Regions from separate parts of the Homo sapiens genome. Here region 1 is linked to region 2. The links are chromatin loops, found by intact Hi-C in ENCODE. Cell type or tissue: MCF 10A. All regions are shown on one strand. Each heading gives the region's core, and the rest is flanking DNA. Links, peaks and the distances in the headings are about the cores only.

What was found. A loop is a pair of places that touch in the nucleus more often than their neighbours do. Peaks named below come from ENCODE experiments on the same cell type or tissue, not always from the same donor. Only the 100,000 strongest peaks of a DNase experiment are listed, where the experiment ranks them.
Region 1: it touches region 2 in a loop (4-fold over the local background); 2 of 110 quality-filtered maps call a loop at or near these places.

The regions. Positions count from the first base shown.
Region 1 is chr4:72,282,747-72,291,096 of GRCh38, forward strand. It overlaps ADAMTS3 (ADAM metallopeptidase with thrombospondin type 1 motif 3), which reads right to left. Exons shown (of 22, transcript NM_014243.3): 20 at 8,109-8,316; 21 at 6,005-6,122; 22 at 1-958. The coding sequence ends at 390. Among named protein-coding and RNA genes, the nearest start is that of NPFFR2, 250 kb to the left of the region's middle. In MCF 10A, for the core only: a CTCF peak has its summit at 3,668; no DNase peak of the experiment used is centred there.
Region 2 is chr4:71,936,295-71,944,644 of GRCh38, forward strand. No RefSeq gene overlaps it. Among named protein-coding and RNA genes, the nearest start is that of NPFFR2, 92 kb to the right of the region's middle. In MCF 10A, for the core only: CTCF peaks have their summits at 4,903 (motif pointing left) and 5,105; no DNase peak of the experiment used is centred there.

The DNA.
Region 1 (8,350 bases), core at 134-8,133, 350 kb after region 2:
AAATTTCTTGTTAAAGTGTAAACCATTGGTATCTCTTTTTAATTTTTACTGTAACTTTTCTAAAACAAACAAAAAGTCAGCTGATATGCACAATTGGTTCCAGTCCCTTTTCTGCTTCAGAGAGCGACCAACACAATCTTAGCAACATATTTTTCTTTTGTAATAATCTTTGGTGATTTCTTCCAATGAATTCTGGTAAATGAGTCAATGCAGAACAAAAGGAGGATGAAAGCAACTAGAAAGTGAGCCAGCACTTTCTGTTCTTCCAATTACAGATAAAATGAGCTGACGATCTATAGAGATTTCCACTTTAAACAAGCATATGCACCATGGGAAGAGAGAGGTTGTCCAGGTTTTCCTCTGGTTTCTAGCCTTTTTGGTTCACTTTCTCATCTTTCTAAGGTGGATGATCTTGTCGGACGTCTGTTGTCAATGATCTTTCCATCTTTCTTTGAGGTTCTTGCCTGAGAAGAAGCACCTATTGAATCACTGGCTGCAAAGAAGGAAGCAGCAGCCATTTGTGAAGCTGAACTGAGGTGGACCCTCTTGGTGGGTGGGGAGGATGGTACGGTGACCAGTCTCACAGTCTTACTTCCTGCTTGCTGAGCACTCCTCTGGCGTAAATTAGCACCATCAGGTTTACTGTTTGGCCTGAAAGCAGCATATGCATTTGGACCTCCCACTGAAGAGATGCTACTCAAAGACATCTTCTTTGCAGGGGTCTCTGAATGATAAGGAACCAAAGATGTAGGCATCACTAGAGATCTAGGGAGGTCACTAGGGTTAGAGATGACATCATCATGAGTTTCAGCAGCTTCTAGAAGGTATGGTGGTGGCAGGGTGCTACTGCGCTTGCTGCAGGACTCACAACATAACTTGTTATAACCTGGTATGGAGCAGTATCGTGCCAACACTTCCATTTGACAGAATATGGACTTGTCTCCCAAACATGGTTCATCTGCAAAAATAAAAAGAAAATAAACTAACACTAGCATCTAAACATAAAATAAAAGGAGGAAAAAAATTAAAATTTTTAATGAATGTAAAAAGATTTAAGTGCAATCTGACACTAACGGGAGTGATCCACACGAGCTTTTGCATTAAAAATATGAATATTAGAATGAATTCACTAAAATAAGTAGTTCTTTGTCTACAAAGTCCTTGTGATGATCATTATTTTAATATTTCCACCAGGAGTCTTCAGACCACAGAGGGTATTTTTTTCTCCAAGTAGGAACCTATATCTGATTTTAGAATGGGCAAAGATAATTTATTTAACGTTGTGGTTAAATTTTTAGGATGCAAAGGGGCATCTGTATTTTTATTTTATGGTATTTCTGACTTTCTCAGAGGGTACTCCCTACATTACGTTAAAATGTGAAATCAAAATAAATACTAAACACTTGTAAAAACAAAACAAATCTTACAAAGGTATTCTCCAAAGAATAATCAAAATACCATCTTGATTTAAAAAAATTCTCCAGTTTGAGATCGAGACCATCCTGGCTAACACAGTGAAAAGCCGTCTCTACTAAAAATACAAAAAAAATTAGCCAGGCGCGGTGGCAGGCGCCTGTAGTCCCAGCTACTCGTGAGGCTGAGGTAGGAGAGTGGCGTGAACCCAGGAGGTGGAGCTTGCAGTGAGCCAAGATTGTGCCACTGCACTCCAGCCTGGGTGACAGAGCGAGACTCTGTCTCAAAAAAAAAAAAAAAAATTCTCCAGTTTGAATAAAATAGTTTCATGTTTATCATTGAATATTCTCAGATTATTTGTTATTTGAATGCACAAATTTGGGTAAAGTATGCCAAATTTCTTATGAATAATTCATGGTTCTTACATTTAATTTTATTGAATTGACAGTACTTTATGTTTAAAGGATACTTAGTAACACTCATAAAATGTAATTTCATTGAATTGACAGCACTTTGTCTAAAAATTACTAAAGTAATACTCATAAAACACTTGATAACATCTAAAGTAACACTTCTAAAACACTTCATACTGCATGTGTACACATTATTTTTATTACTTTAAAATTTTATTGATTCCAGGTTACAAGAATTGGATTTCAGATAATCCAAATATTAAGCTCATAAAAATGTTAACTTGTGCATAGTTTTAGTCATCCTGGGTATACCTTATGAAATAAAGACATATCCTGTGCCTCTCTGATAACAGAACCAGTGCATAGAGTAGCATCCCTGCATATGTGCAACACAGAAACACTGATCCATGCCCAAAGAAGAAATGCAAAGAACTGTCAATTGTGGCATTTATGTAATAGAATCACTTAAAGTTACAGCCTATTATTGGGTAATACTATACTGCTAAGAAAGAGGCCTGCTACATAACTCCCCAAAAATTGAAAAAATCCTTTTTCTAAAGTTAGAAACAAAAAAAGAGAGAGTCAGCTGGCGAAGCCAATAGAGGACTAAAATTACCAACATTGAGCTGTAATACGATGTCCACTTCCCAAATTGTGAAATGACTCATATATGCTTGACATGTGCAGGTCTATTATATGGTATAATGTGTCTGAATACTTCATATAAGCTAGGTCATCATCTAATTATGTTATGAATGAGCATTATATTAATGAGTTTCACCTTAAATATTTTCTCATGTGTGAATTTTTTTTGAAAACCTGTATCTTAAAATAAGAAAAATGTCTTCTTTCTGTATGTGTCAGGCTCTAGGTCTCAAGAGGAGAGGACATTATTCGATCTTGTCCTCTCTTTTTCCTCTAACCCCTTTCCCTCATCGCCCCTGTTAGGAGGCCCCTCTTAGAAGTACGACCTGTTTTCTCTGAGTTAGAGAAGGAGTCCAACCAAAGGTCTCCCATGTCTAAGTGTGAGCACTTTGGCATTGCAGAGTCCTGTTCATAACCTGGGTTTCATTAGGGCCAGAATTTACTTTTGTGTGGAGGAGCAAAAGGGAGAGATATTCTGAGAAAAATAAGAGCAAAGGAATACATTAACCTTATGGGAATTTGCCTACTGATAAATGAGAAGAGCTTACAGGCAAAAAAAAAAAAAAAAAATGGTACAATCAATCAAAATATGGAGTCACATGAAAAAAATCAATCAATTACAAAAAAATTAAGGCAACTTTTCAGACTTCTCGTTCCACCCCCAAATCATTATAAGAGGTTCTGGAAAAGAGATTCACACATGGTCTCAAAAGGCCATTTGATTCTAATAGCAGTTTGAGATTCTGATAGAAAGTATTACTTATTTTACTTCAAATATGGTAGAAACATGTGACCGTTAGAACTCTTAGGATTGCCCTTTGGGCCTCAATTTTAGAACAACAGAACAACTAAAAGGGATATGAAATCACTATGATAGTTAAGCTATCTTATTAGCTCCCTGGTTTTATATTCAAAACAATTTCTTCTGGCTAAAGAAGGAGAATCAAGAAAATTCTTGCTAACCATTGGGCACGTCTGTAGAAATGCACAGCTGTACCAGCTCCAAGATCAATAAAGCTTACTTACAAAGTGGCAGCCTCTTAACAGGAATAACTACATAAGAATAAAATATTCTGGTGACAGTATATGTTAAAACTTCTGAGTAAAGTTTGTTCTTTTGGTTTTGATTTGTATTTTGAGCTCTTACATATGTCAATACTTTCCAAAGTAAAATGATTAAATATATAAGTCCTATGTCTCCCTCTCATGGTCAGATATGTTCTTGCTATAATATATTTCAGATGAAAATTTATAATGAAGTAATTTATAAGGGTTGAAGACTTAAAGCCTGAAAATGAGCTTCAAAAAATAAAACATTTGACAAGATAGTGCTTTGCCAATTTTCTTGACAAAAAGCACCATTCAGCAGATGTCAATATTCAAACAATGTCTTACTTATGGTGTTGGAGGCCAAGGAAAAAGCAACTTCTTTAGGCCTGAGTCTTCTAATATGTGAAAACAACGTCCACAGTTGTCACTGTCGTGGCTTTAGCAGAACTGCATTTAAGAGAAGGGTTGTGGTGGATGGGGATGGGTGGGCTAGGAAAACAAGGCAGGAGAAGAAAATATAACGGAAGAGAGAGTGCAACAAACAGATGGGGGTGGCGAGAGACTGACTTGGGGAGAGAAAATGAGACAGGAAGAGAAAAAGATGTCAGTGGAGGGGCTAGGAAGAGAAAGATAGGAGGAGAAAGAGACAGACACAAGGAGTAAAAGATGGAGGAGTAGAGAAAAAGAGGCTGGAAGGAGAGGAAAAAGGTGGGTATGGCCTGAATGTGTGCCCCCAAAATTCCTTTGTTGAAACCTAATCCTCACGGCAATGGTACTAACAGGGTGGGGACTTTGGGAGGTGACTAGGCCATCAGGGTGGAGCGCTTATGAATGCAATTCATGCCCTTATAAAAGAGAATCAAGGGAGCTCCCTGGCCCTTTTCACCACATGTGGACAGAAAAACAAGGCACCATCTAGGAAGCCCTCACCAGACACTAAATCTGCTGATGCCTTGATCATGGGCTTCTAGACTTAGAACTCTGAGCAATAATTTTTTTTTAATAAAGTACCCAGTCTCAGGTATTTTGTTATAGCAGCTAGAACAGACTAAGGCAGTGGAGGAGATAAGAGACAGGGAGAGAGAGAGAGGTGGAAGAGATGGAGAGACAGAGACAGACATACCAAGTTGGAGAGGAAGGGGAGGATAAAGAAAGAGAAAGGGAGAGGGTGAAGGGGAGGACACCGAGAAAGAGAAAATGGGAGAGAAAGGGAGACAGACACATGGAACAAGGAAAGAGGGGAAAGAGAGAGCCAGGAAGAGGCAGGAGGAGAGAGAAGATGAGAGGGAAAAAGAATGATAGGAGGTACAGCCAGGGAGACTAGGAGAGGGAGAGGGAAGGACAGCAAGAAGAAAGAGTAAGGCCTCGAAAAAGCATGTGTGGCTGACATAGAAAATGAGCCACATACAGGCAGCAGGTGACAGCTCATCAGAGACAGAGCAAGACAGACACCAAAAATAAGAGAGAGACAGAGGACAGCAAATGGAGACACAGATGACCGAGCACAGGACAGACAGAGATGTGGATAGAGAGCTATGGAAATGGAGGCAGAAGGAGACAGTGATAGAGCCCAAAACCATCCAATATATTTTGCTTGTTTTATTTACTTATGTTTTGAAATGGAGTCTCACTCTGTCACCCAGGCTGGAATGCAGTGGCGTGATCTCAGCTCACTGCAACCTCTGTCTCCTGGGTTCAAGCAATTCTCCTGCCTCTGCCTCCCAAGTAGCTGAAATTACAGGCATGCGCCACCATGCCCAGCTAATTTTTGTATTTTTAGTAGAGACAGGGTTTTACCATGTTGTTCAGGCTGGTCTCGAACTCCTGACCTCAGGTGATTCACCCACCTTGGCCTCCCAAAGTGCTGGGATTACAGGCATGAGCCACCGCACCTGGCCCCATTTTGCTGTTTTAAAATAGCAAATTGACTAAATAAAGAAAATATACTCTGCTTTTGCCATACAGCAAGTTGGCAGGTCAGGCAAATGCTGAATTTTATCCTATGTGCAAGGTGTCTGTTTGAAGTTACTCTATGGACAGACAGTTATTGGAAATGGCTTTAGGGTTGAGTAACATTACCCACAGATCAAAATTGAATAATTTTAGTAAAATATTTCAAAATCTTTGCAAAATTATGCTTTTAATAAAGATGTGAAGTTATAGTTAAATATAACAAGGAAAAATTAAGTGGTTCCTATTAGCAACACAAATTGATAGACGTTACATATACATGGCACAGCCCTCACTCCAATGCCACCAGCCAGAAATGGCAGGGCTATAGTGATCATGATAATTAAAAAGTGTAGGACATTACCTCAAATGCTGATCTTAAAGAACTGAACTGGACTAATATTTCACAGGTGTTTTCCTTTGGTTATTTATCAGTAAACAAATATAAATTCTATAACTTCTCTCAAAAGGAAATTCTGCTTTTTGAGGTTTAAAAACATCAGAGCAGTGAAGTCAATTGGTGTGACACCTACCATTACAAGGAGGCAGTTGACAGGCTCTGACCGACTCAGGCTTTTCACCATCACAGTGGTCCCCAGCCCTGCAGAGGACCTGCCTCACCTCCGTTCCTTCACCGCAGGTCACTGAACACTGCAGAGACAAAGGCTGTGGTTACAGACATTTATTGCACCAAGACCATGCACATACACACACACACACACACACACACACACACACACACACACACACAAAGACACAGAGATCTGGAGTGGGTTCTCTATTAAGTAATGCTGCACAGTGGTTTTGAAGACAGATACTACTGAGTTTATATTCTGACTCCATTATTTACCAGCCTGGGAGCATTGTTTTTTCTACATAAGATTCACCTTCCTTATCTAGTGGAAAGCTGGGATAATAATACCTGTCTTATAAGATTGTTTTAGGACTAAATGAAGGCAAAGGAACAAAGTGTATAAAGCAGTAACAAAATTCCTGACACCTAGTAAGCATATCATATGAAAGAAGCCATGATTAATAACAATGGTAACATCTGCTGTAGTTTCTAAATACAATGTTGATGATGTCTGTTCTCAGGGACCCAATCATAGTATTGACAGTCCTCACTTCTTTCTTACAGATAGCAGAATTTACTGATAAGTTGCCTTGGATGGTTAATTCAACATCCTTGGAACTACTATTTCTCTGTGCTCTTAAGTTCATTTCTCTAATGAAAAGGTTTACTGCTCTAAAACTAAGCTCAGAAAGTTCCATGTAATGGCCCTAGGAAGGTGCTGTGGAGGAGGGACTTCTACTGAGACTTTGATATGTGTTATCATTATCATCCTATGTGGGTGACCTGCACTTGTACTATGGTTTGAATGTCCCCTCCAAAACTCAGGTTGAAATTTAACTGCCATTGTAACAATGTTGAGAGGGACCTTTAAGAGGTGGGACCTTTCTGAGGTGATTTATGGGCATGGGTTAATGCTATTATCTTGGGAATGGGTTAGTTATTGCAGGAATGGGCTACTGATAGAAGGATCCTCTGTGTCTCTCTTGCATGCCTCCTTGCCATGTGATGCCTTCAGCTACAGGAAGACCCTCTCCAGATGCCAGTGCCATACTCTTGGACTCTGCAGCCTCCAGAACCATATGCCAAATAAACTTTTGTTCTTTATAAATTACCCAATCTGTGGAATTCTGTTAAAGCAGCAAGAAATAGATAAGACAACTTGCTTGTTTCTTCCTTTCTGGGCTTATTCTCCACTTACTCTTTAGTCTTCTGTCTGCTTTTTCATGCCCTTTCCTCCTATAAACTATTCTCCTATGACCCCAAGATTTCTTATTTTGAGTCTTTAGAAATATCTAAGACAGGTGGTAATAGCTGACAATGCAACATTGAGTCAGCCAATTAGCAAACAAACATCATCTGGACAGGTATGCTAGGCACTAGCTGAGTGCTGAGGAAACAAGGCATACTATTTTTGAGAAATGTGTGTACTAGTGGCAAATATAGATTCAAGAATCAGAGTTATAATACTCTGTCATGAACAGCATGGTAAAGTTAAGTTGTACTGCATTTCAGATATACAGGAGGAACTGCCAGGAAAGGTACCACCTGGAAGGTGGTCATTTGGACTACGGAGATGAGGTTTGGTGGAGAAGGAGAGATTATCAGGTAGGAGGAGGGGGAGTACAAGTCAGCTGAAAGGTAGGAGGCTCAAACAAGCATGGTCTGTTTGGAACAGTGTGAAGTTTACTCGAACTGGGACAAAGAGTTGGAATGAAGAAAGAATAAGAGGAGTTAGTGCAGTGCCAAATGGTGCTGGGCCCTGCATTCAATATCAGGGGTTTGGAATTTATACTGAAGGAATAGGGAAGTCAACAAAAATATTAGACAAAAGAACAGTCATCTTTCAGACTTCTTCTCTATGTTATGAAACACATAAACATGGTTTGCCCCTAACATGTACTGTCTTAAAGCATTAATTTTTCCTAACACCTCCAGGTAATTACAAAATATGCAGTAGTTTCTCAGTTCACACAAAGCCTAACTGATGTTTAAGCCAAATTAAAATATCTACACATGCTTACACACACACTTTACTTATGCATGCACGGAATTCACACACCTACCTCACTCCAGGGTCCTGTTTTCCACTGTGCAGGGCAGGGCACTCTGTTACAGGGCCGGCGGCTCTCGGGACGGTCACCCATGCAGTATTTGCTGTGCACAGAGCGGTTGGTGCCATCAAGGAGTGGCTGAAGGCAGCGTACAGTGCGAAGCTGATAGCCAGAACTTCCACAGGTTTTGGTGCAGTGTTCCCATTCTTCTGCTACCCAGCTGTGGGTGCGGGGATTTAATATTGCAATTATCA
Region 2 (8,350 bases), core at 51-8,050:
CAATTTGAATCTGATTATTTTTATAATGCAAATGGTGCTGGGGAGAATGGAGAATGGGAAAAAAATGTAGTCTTTATTTGTCTAATAAACATTTAAAGCTTTAACATCATACATTTCTAAAATATTTAACTTTTGAGTAAATTTTTAACATAGTGAGTGTTACATGCAATAAATACAAAATTAAATAAACTTGATTCTTACAATATATCAGCAGGAAATTTCAATTTCTTTTGCTGTGAAACTTAAAACTGGTATGCTGTATTTCAATTATGCACTTATGTATTACTGTAGAATAGAATTATGAGCTGAGAACTGGCCTTCTGAAACTGGCATTTCCTCTTTGAAGTGACTATTTTGAAATATAGCTCCTAAATAGGATACATGCTTAGTGGTTGAGTCAATAGCCATTCAATATTCATTTTATAGCAGAATTCAAGGCAAAGGAATATAAAAATGAGCATGACAATGTTATTGCTCTGAAAAAGCTCATGATCTGGTTAAAAAGAGAGAGAACAGAAAGTTACAATTCAGCTATCTAAATATTTGATACAGTGGATGGAGGGACTACTGTGCTTTCTGTGCTTATTTTGGTGGCTTATTTTTACTCCTCTTCTGTACCCATAAACAATCGCAGAGGTTGGAACCTAGTTTATTTTCTCCTATTACTACCCCCACGCCTTCAGTTCGATTCCCAATCTAGCTTTGTGATTTTGGGAAAGCTGCTTAAACCTCTTAGTTCTAGTTTCTTCATTTATTAAATAAGAATGATCTCTGTTTTATAATGTTGCAATAGGTATTACTTAAAATATTACATTTAAAACACTGGCTGGGTGCGGTGGCTCACGCCTGTAATCCAAGCACTTTGGGAGGCCGAGGCGGGCAGATCACCTGACCAGCCTGACCAACAGGGAGAAACCAGTCTCTACTAAAAATACAAAATTAACTGGGTGTGGTGGTACATGCCTGTAATACCAGCTACTCCGGAGGCTGAGGCAGAAGAATCACCTGAACCTAGGAGGCTGAGGAAGCAGTGAGCTGAGATCACGCCATTACACGCCAGCCTGGACAACAGGAGCAAATCTTCCTCTCAAAACAAACAAACAAACCCCACTTAGCATCGTTCTTAGTGTGTAGAATTATCAACAATTTTTATTTATATTTTGTGACCCCTCCATTACACTTTAATTTTTTGCTGCTCGGATTCAAGAATAAACTGGATTATTTAATTGCTTACAATATAGCATGCATCAAAAAACAGTCTATGATCACGTTCCCTTCCTTGCTCAATCCACCCCACAATGCTATGAGTTATCCAGGCCAGGGACTGTGGCTTTACTCATCTTTGTAGTTACAGAGCCTAGAACTGCACAAGTGCTCAGTCATTAAATTTTCAAGGATTGGATGATCCCCTGGTTCTATTTATTTTTTTAAAAAATAGGAATGATTAACTGAGCAAAGCTGTGCATGATATAATCTAAACAGTATAAAATTTATATGATTTCAATTTCTGATTCCTCTAATTATAGTTTAGCGATACAAACTATTACAGGCAATTGCCATCATGTTAGAGTCAATGTTGGAACACAGTGGCAAGATATGCTCCAATTTGACAACAGAAAAATTGCCAGAGAAATTCTGATCCTAGAAGCATTCAGGTGGTGCAGTGATATGAAGCAAAATCAATTTAATTTCTAGAAACTAGATTAAGGAGAAGAAAAACAAAAGCACATTTCTGGTGGGCAAATAGAGTAAAAGAGACAATGGTAATAGATTTATGATCAATATGGACAACAGAATTTCTTCATAAACACATTGCTTTGAACATTCGATTTAAGTAGCCTTCCCTGATCCTTAGTATATTGTAGGTTCTTTTTGCATGATCTCAGCATAATAACTATATTCACACATTTGCTTGAGTGCCCCTTAAAAATGTCTTTATAAGCCATTTGTGGAGTCACTTATTAAATATGGCTTAAGATTAATATAGGGAATTAAGGAAGTGTTTGTTGGCATACTGATTTGTCAGAGATTTATCAGAAAAAGCTGATCAAAATGTAACCTTTCTACCTATAAATAAAAAATAAAACATGTCTTGTAGAACTGGAATCTATTCAGATAAATACATCTAGCCTCTTACCTCATGATTCCACTAGAGAATCCTTGAGATCCCTGGAGAAAGAGGGATACTCTATCTTCTACAAACAGAACAGACCCTATAGACTATATGACTTATAGCAGAGATCTATGGGAAATTCTTTCTAAATTCTAACAGAAACGTGCATTCATTTTCTTTCATGGTTTGTGGATAAATCCTTATTGTATATTCTTGGCAAAATTAAGTTCCTATTCTATATTTTGTTGAATTGTATCTAAAAGCTAATAGCATAAATTGGAAAGCATTTTTTTTTCTGAAAAAGGAACTTGAGGCTTCTGAATGTTGCTCTTCAATCAAGGTAATAAGTATGAACAGACTCAAAAAATTCATGTCTTCTTTGTCACAACAGAAGCCCACCAAGAATATCTATAGCCTATTAAAAATAAAAGTAGTTAGAGACCAGCCTGGGCAATATAGTAAGACCCAGTTTCTACAAATTTTATTTTATTTTATTTTTTTAAAGCTGGGCATGCTGGTACATGCCTGTGGTCCCAGTTACTTGGCAGGCTGAGGTGGGAGAATCACTTGAGCTGGGGGAGTGAGTCATCAAGTGCCACTGCACTATAACATGGCAACAGAGAAAGACCCTGCCTCAAATAATAATAATAATAACAACAATCATGACAATTTTTATTGGTAGTATATAGATAAAATTTATTGAGTACTTAGTTTATACTAGGTACCAAAGTAACTATGCTATATATTTTATCTTAATATTTTCAAACAATGAAGAATAGCTATTTTCCCTCTTGAGTAACTTTTCTGAGCTTATAAGTAGTAGAGCTAGAGGACTTGAATGTAAATTTGTTTGATATTGTTATGGAGACTATAGATAGGGAGGCCCATAGAACTCCAAAGAGCAGTAAAAATTAGTCTTATAATTAAACTAAAATTCTTTCTCATTCTCCATCTTCTCTCCCTCTCTCTATCTTTACCTTTCTGCCTCTCTCCTTCCTCTTTCTCTATCTCCCCACACACATATGATAATAATGAAAAGAGTTTAATAGAGACTAAATCCTGTCTTATTGACTGATTTAACTGGCTTTAACTCCATTTAGTTTTGCTGAAAGGTTAGATGGATATTTGGAGATCTTCATAGCTAGGGAGAATTTTTTTTTTTTTTTTTTTTTTGAGATGGAATCTTGCTCTGTTGCCCAGGCTGGAGTGCTGGAGTGCAGTGGTGTGATCTCGGCTCACTGAAACCTCCACCTCCTGGGTTCAAGAAATTCTCCTTCCTCACCCTACTGACTAGCTGGGATTACAGGTGTGCACCACCCTACCCAGCTAATTTTTGTATTTCTAGTAGAGACGGGGTTTCACCATGTTGGCCAGGCTGGTCTCGAACTCCTGACCTTGTGATCTGGAGAATATTTAATGCTAGGCAAATGTGAGATAAAACTAGATGATCACATGGGGAAAAAATTATATTTCTCTTAAAAAATTAAAAAGACATATTATTGCATTGTTTCAGAATAAGAAACTTCTTAGGAAGCTCACATACTACAATTATCATGATATCCAAAGTCTTCTCTCAATAACACATTTTATTCAGTGACTGTCGCCAAAACTGCACTCCAGAGGTTGGCCTCTCGGGAAGCCTGATTAGACCTATTCAATGGTACATCGATTTATTTTGCAATTAACAGAAGACAAGGAAGATCTATTTGAAATTTGTATTTCTTCCACCACTATTTATAGTTTAAGCACTAATTAAAAGAAAAATGTATAAATCCAAATATTAATATGTCTATAATAGTGTTAACTACTCATTAAGAAGCACTTAGTAGGTAACATTCAATTTCTATTCAAATGCAAAACATTATCTCTATTTTTAGCTGTTATTCTTAATTTTACTATGAATTAGTTACATTTATAATGCTTGATGTTTATCCTGGGCACATCTCAATGAAATTTTAATTGTAAATGCCTTTTGCATACCTGAAACAGAGAAAAATGTTTTTCTTCACTATTTCTTATGTGTAATTGTGGGAAAAAATTTCACTGAAAGTGAATTTTTATGATGTATCTTGGCCACTGATTTCTTTTGAATTGAGGCCTGAGGGTTTCTTTCAGTCCACATGCACTCCGTGGTTAAAATTGATTAAAGCCAGGATGTGAAAGGAGAAAAATAGAGAAATACACAGAAAAACTGAATATTTGACTTCAAGGTAAGTTTTATTATTCTTTCTTTTTATGTTTGAACTTTATTTTTAAATAACAAAACTAATATATGATTATTAAAAATTTCTTGGAAAGGAATATAACATATATATATATCACTGATGTTCCTATGCCAGAAATAATTATTGATAGCGTAATGGTTTTTATCCTCTACTTTTAAAAAATCACATATATAGATCATTTTTACAAAAGTATTCATAAGCATAGTTAACAGTTAATGCTAATTGGTAAGAACATTATTTTTCTTATCTCCTATACTTCTTTTCTGGGTGGAAATCAAAGTGTAAACTTTGATAGTCATAAGTGCTGTTTATCAAATAATTTTGGTTTTCTCACTTTTGAGCATATGGGAATATTTCACTTTCTGCTCATCTTTTAGTTAGATGAGGTCATGTGTTAGAAGGTTTTAAACAATTAATTATGATCAGAGTAATGGATGCCATTTTGGAACCAGATCATTTATTGGTAAATGGGCAACCCTCCCAAGAGTTCTTCCAGCCAATACAGTAAACAACAGCATTCAAAGTGATGGCTGTGCCACTGGCTTGGGTCTGTGATTAACTAAAATGAGCAGAGCCCCCTTCTGGCCAGCAAAGGACATATGATAAATGACCGAAAACTCAATTTGTGTTATTTTAAGCCATTAGGATTTTGAGGTTTATTACCATGGCACAACTTAGTATATCCTAATATACACCCCAATTTTTATCTGTCTCCAAATGGCTTCAATTAATTCTCATGAAAAGAGGAAATCTGAACCAAAGACTGCAGAAAATAATAAATTTGGATCATAATATGTATTTTTAATGAAAAATTATTATTAAGGTAATGTGTTCTGTTGTAAAAAAAAAAAAGTGCTGTGTGAGTTAACATCAAATTGAAGTTTCAGTAAGGAATTTCTCCTTGTTTAATCAGGACTCTAAATATAGTGATATCTCCATAGCGATTGAAAATCTAGGATACCAAGGGCTGTTCTCATTCAAATGGTAAAATAACAATGTGTTCCTAAACATGCCCCTAAAAGCAGGCAGAGTTGTAGTCACAGATAATTTTTGAAAAGCCAAAAGATAAATAACACTACTTAGCCCCTCATAAGACTGATAATGAAAGGACAGAAAGCACAAATTATAACCACCGGAAAGAAAAAGTGAGGTAATCACAAAACCCATAGTATTTAAATTTATAGAAAGAGTTACTACAAACATTTTTGCGAATAAATTTGAAAAAAATATAAAATTTCCCAAATATGCATAAAGTCACTTGAGTTACCAAAACTCACATAAGAAGAAATATAAAATCTGAATTAGTGTTTATTTTAAAAAAATAAATCTAAAATTACAAACTTTCCACAAAATAAGATTTAAGGGTTGTATACAGAATGATATAAAACTTTTAAGGGAGAAATAATAGTCCTATCTAGTACAATAAGACAAACAAAAAAGGAAATAAAAGGTATACATATTGGGAGGGAAGAAATAAAACTTTTTTTTTTTTTTTTTTTTTTTTTTGCAGATGACATGATTATCTATGTAGGAAATCTGAAAGAACCGACAATCTCCTGGAACTAAAAAGTGAGTATAACAGGGTTGCAGAATACAAGGTTGATACACAAAAGCCAATCATTTTCCCATATACTAGCAATGAACAGGAAGAATTCGGAATTAAAAACCCAAAGCCATTTATATTAGCACCCCCCTAAATGAAATACTTAGGTATAAACCTAAAAAAATATTTACAAGATCTATGTGAGGAAAACCACAAAGGTCTGATGAAAGAAACCAAAGAACTAAATAAATGGAGAGATATCCCATGTTCTCAGATAGGAAGTCTCAATGTCAAGATGTCAATTTTTTTCTAACTTGATCTACAGATTCAACACAATCCAATAAAATTCCCAGCAAAGTATTTTGGAGATACTGAAAAACTGATTCTAAAATTTATATGGACAGGCAACGATGCAGAATAGTTGATAACACAGCATTGAAGGAGAAGAACAGAGTTGGAGGACTGATACTACCTAATTTAAAGACATACTATACAGCCACAGTTAGTAATAAAGACAGTGTATTATTGATGCAAGAACAGACAAATAGATCAATGAGACAGAACAGAGAGCACAGGAATAGATCCACATAAATATAGTCAATTGATTTTTCAATAAAGGAGCAAAGGTAATACAATACAGAAAAGAGAAGCTTTTCAACAAATGATTCTGGAACAACTGGGCATCCACATGCAATGAAGTGAATCTAGATGCAGACCTTATTATACCCTTCCCCAAAATTAACTCGAAATGAACCACAGACCTAAACATAAAATGCAAAACTATAGAAATCCTAGAAGATAACATAGGAAGAAATCTAGATGACGTTGGGCTTGGTGATGACTTTTTACTTGCAACACCAAAGATACTATCCATGAAAGAAACAAATAATAAACTGGACTTTATTAACAATGAAAAATGTCTGCTCTGTGAAAGACAGTCAAGTGAATGAAGGACAAGCCACAAACTGGGGGGAAACATTTGCAAAGACATATCTGATAAAAGAGTATTATCCAAAATACACAAATAACTTTTAAAACTCAACAATAAGGACACCAACCACTCGATTAAATGGGCCAAAGACCTTAACAGAGAGCAATGCATATAAAGAGATATCCCACATCATACGTTATCAGGGAAATGCAAACCAAAACAACAACAAGAAATCTATTCAGTTATATAAATATAGTAATAATCTATCCACTTATGTAATTGGAATTATAGACAATATGTTGTGAACATAGATTATTTGGTAAAGACAAATCAATATGGAATTCCAACCACAGAAATTATGTTTAGGAAAATTGCTGTCAACTTCTATGTAAAAATAAGAAGACTTCTATTGTTTTTGTCAAATATTTATCAAAATTCATGGTTTTGACTATTTTTTTTCTGTTTTTTAGTCTTCATATTGATTTTGATTGATTTCAGAAGAGAGTAGAATAGAAATAGCTTTTACCCACAATAGCTTGTGTTAAATGTCTTAAAGGAATTATAAAAAACCCCTCAAGTTTACTCTGATTCCCAATTTGCTCTTTTCTAAGTAGTAGAAAGCCTAAATCAGAATTGAAGTTGAGAACAATTATTGCTAACACTAAAGAAAATTGTAGTATATACATTGTAACTATTATTTTCTAATATCATGAATTTTTCCTTTCTTTGTGTAGCCACTTTTTCCAGTATGTTATGTAAGTATTAAAAAAATTGTATTTTGCCATCAGTCTTAAATTGTTCTGGTTTCTTGGCTATTTTGTGACATTTGCAGACTCATTTTGAATTCCATATAACTTTTTCTGAATGCCTAGCTCAAGAAAGCTTGCCGTAGGGAAGACAAAATAAAAAACATTGAGACAGATATTAACTTTAGAATAAACACAAGCCCCTTGCCCTTTGCTATAAATTCATATTTCTTTGTATAACTTTCTTAGCACCTGGATGAGATTACATTCTCAATATCCATGCTAATCCTATCAAAATTTAATTTGTCAATTGATTTTTTTCAAATACTGTTGTTTTCATCTAATCAGACTTCTAATTACTCACTCATTCTTTCCTATAGATATCTCTCTGTACCATGTGAGATCTGAGAATGCTTTCAGACTGGCTTTGGGAGGGACATTTATGATTTGTATTACATACAGCTCTATTCAGCTGGCAAAGTCCTTTAATATCAACATTTCATTTATTCTTCATAAGGGATATTATTATCCTCATTTTTTTCCATAGGAAACTGAAGTACAGAAAGTGGTAGGTATTTAGTGAGGGACATGAAGAATAAGCAGCAGAATTTAGACTATGAATTATTATCCTGCACATATTGACATACCCAAACATCACACTAGTATGCACACAGCAAGGTTTCAAAGCCCCAAAGATATCGGGGGGATCATGCAAAACGGAGAAAAAGTCACACTCACCCAAGTGATATAATTTGATTTCTCCATAGCCATCTGCTTAGCTTACTGTACTTT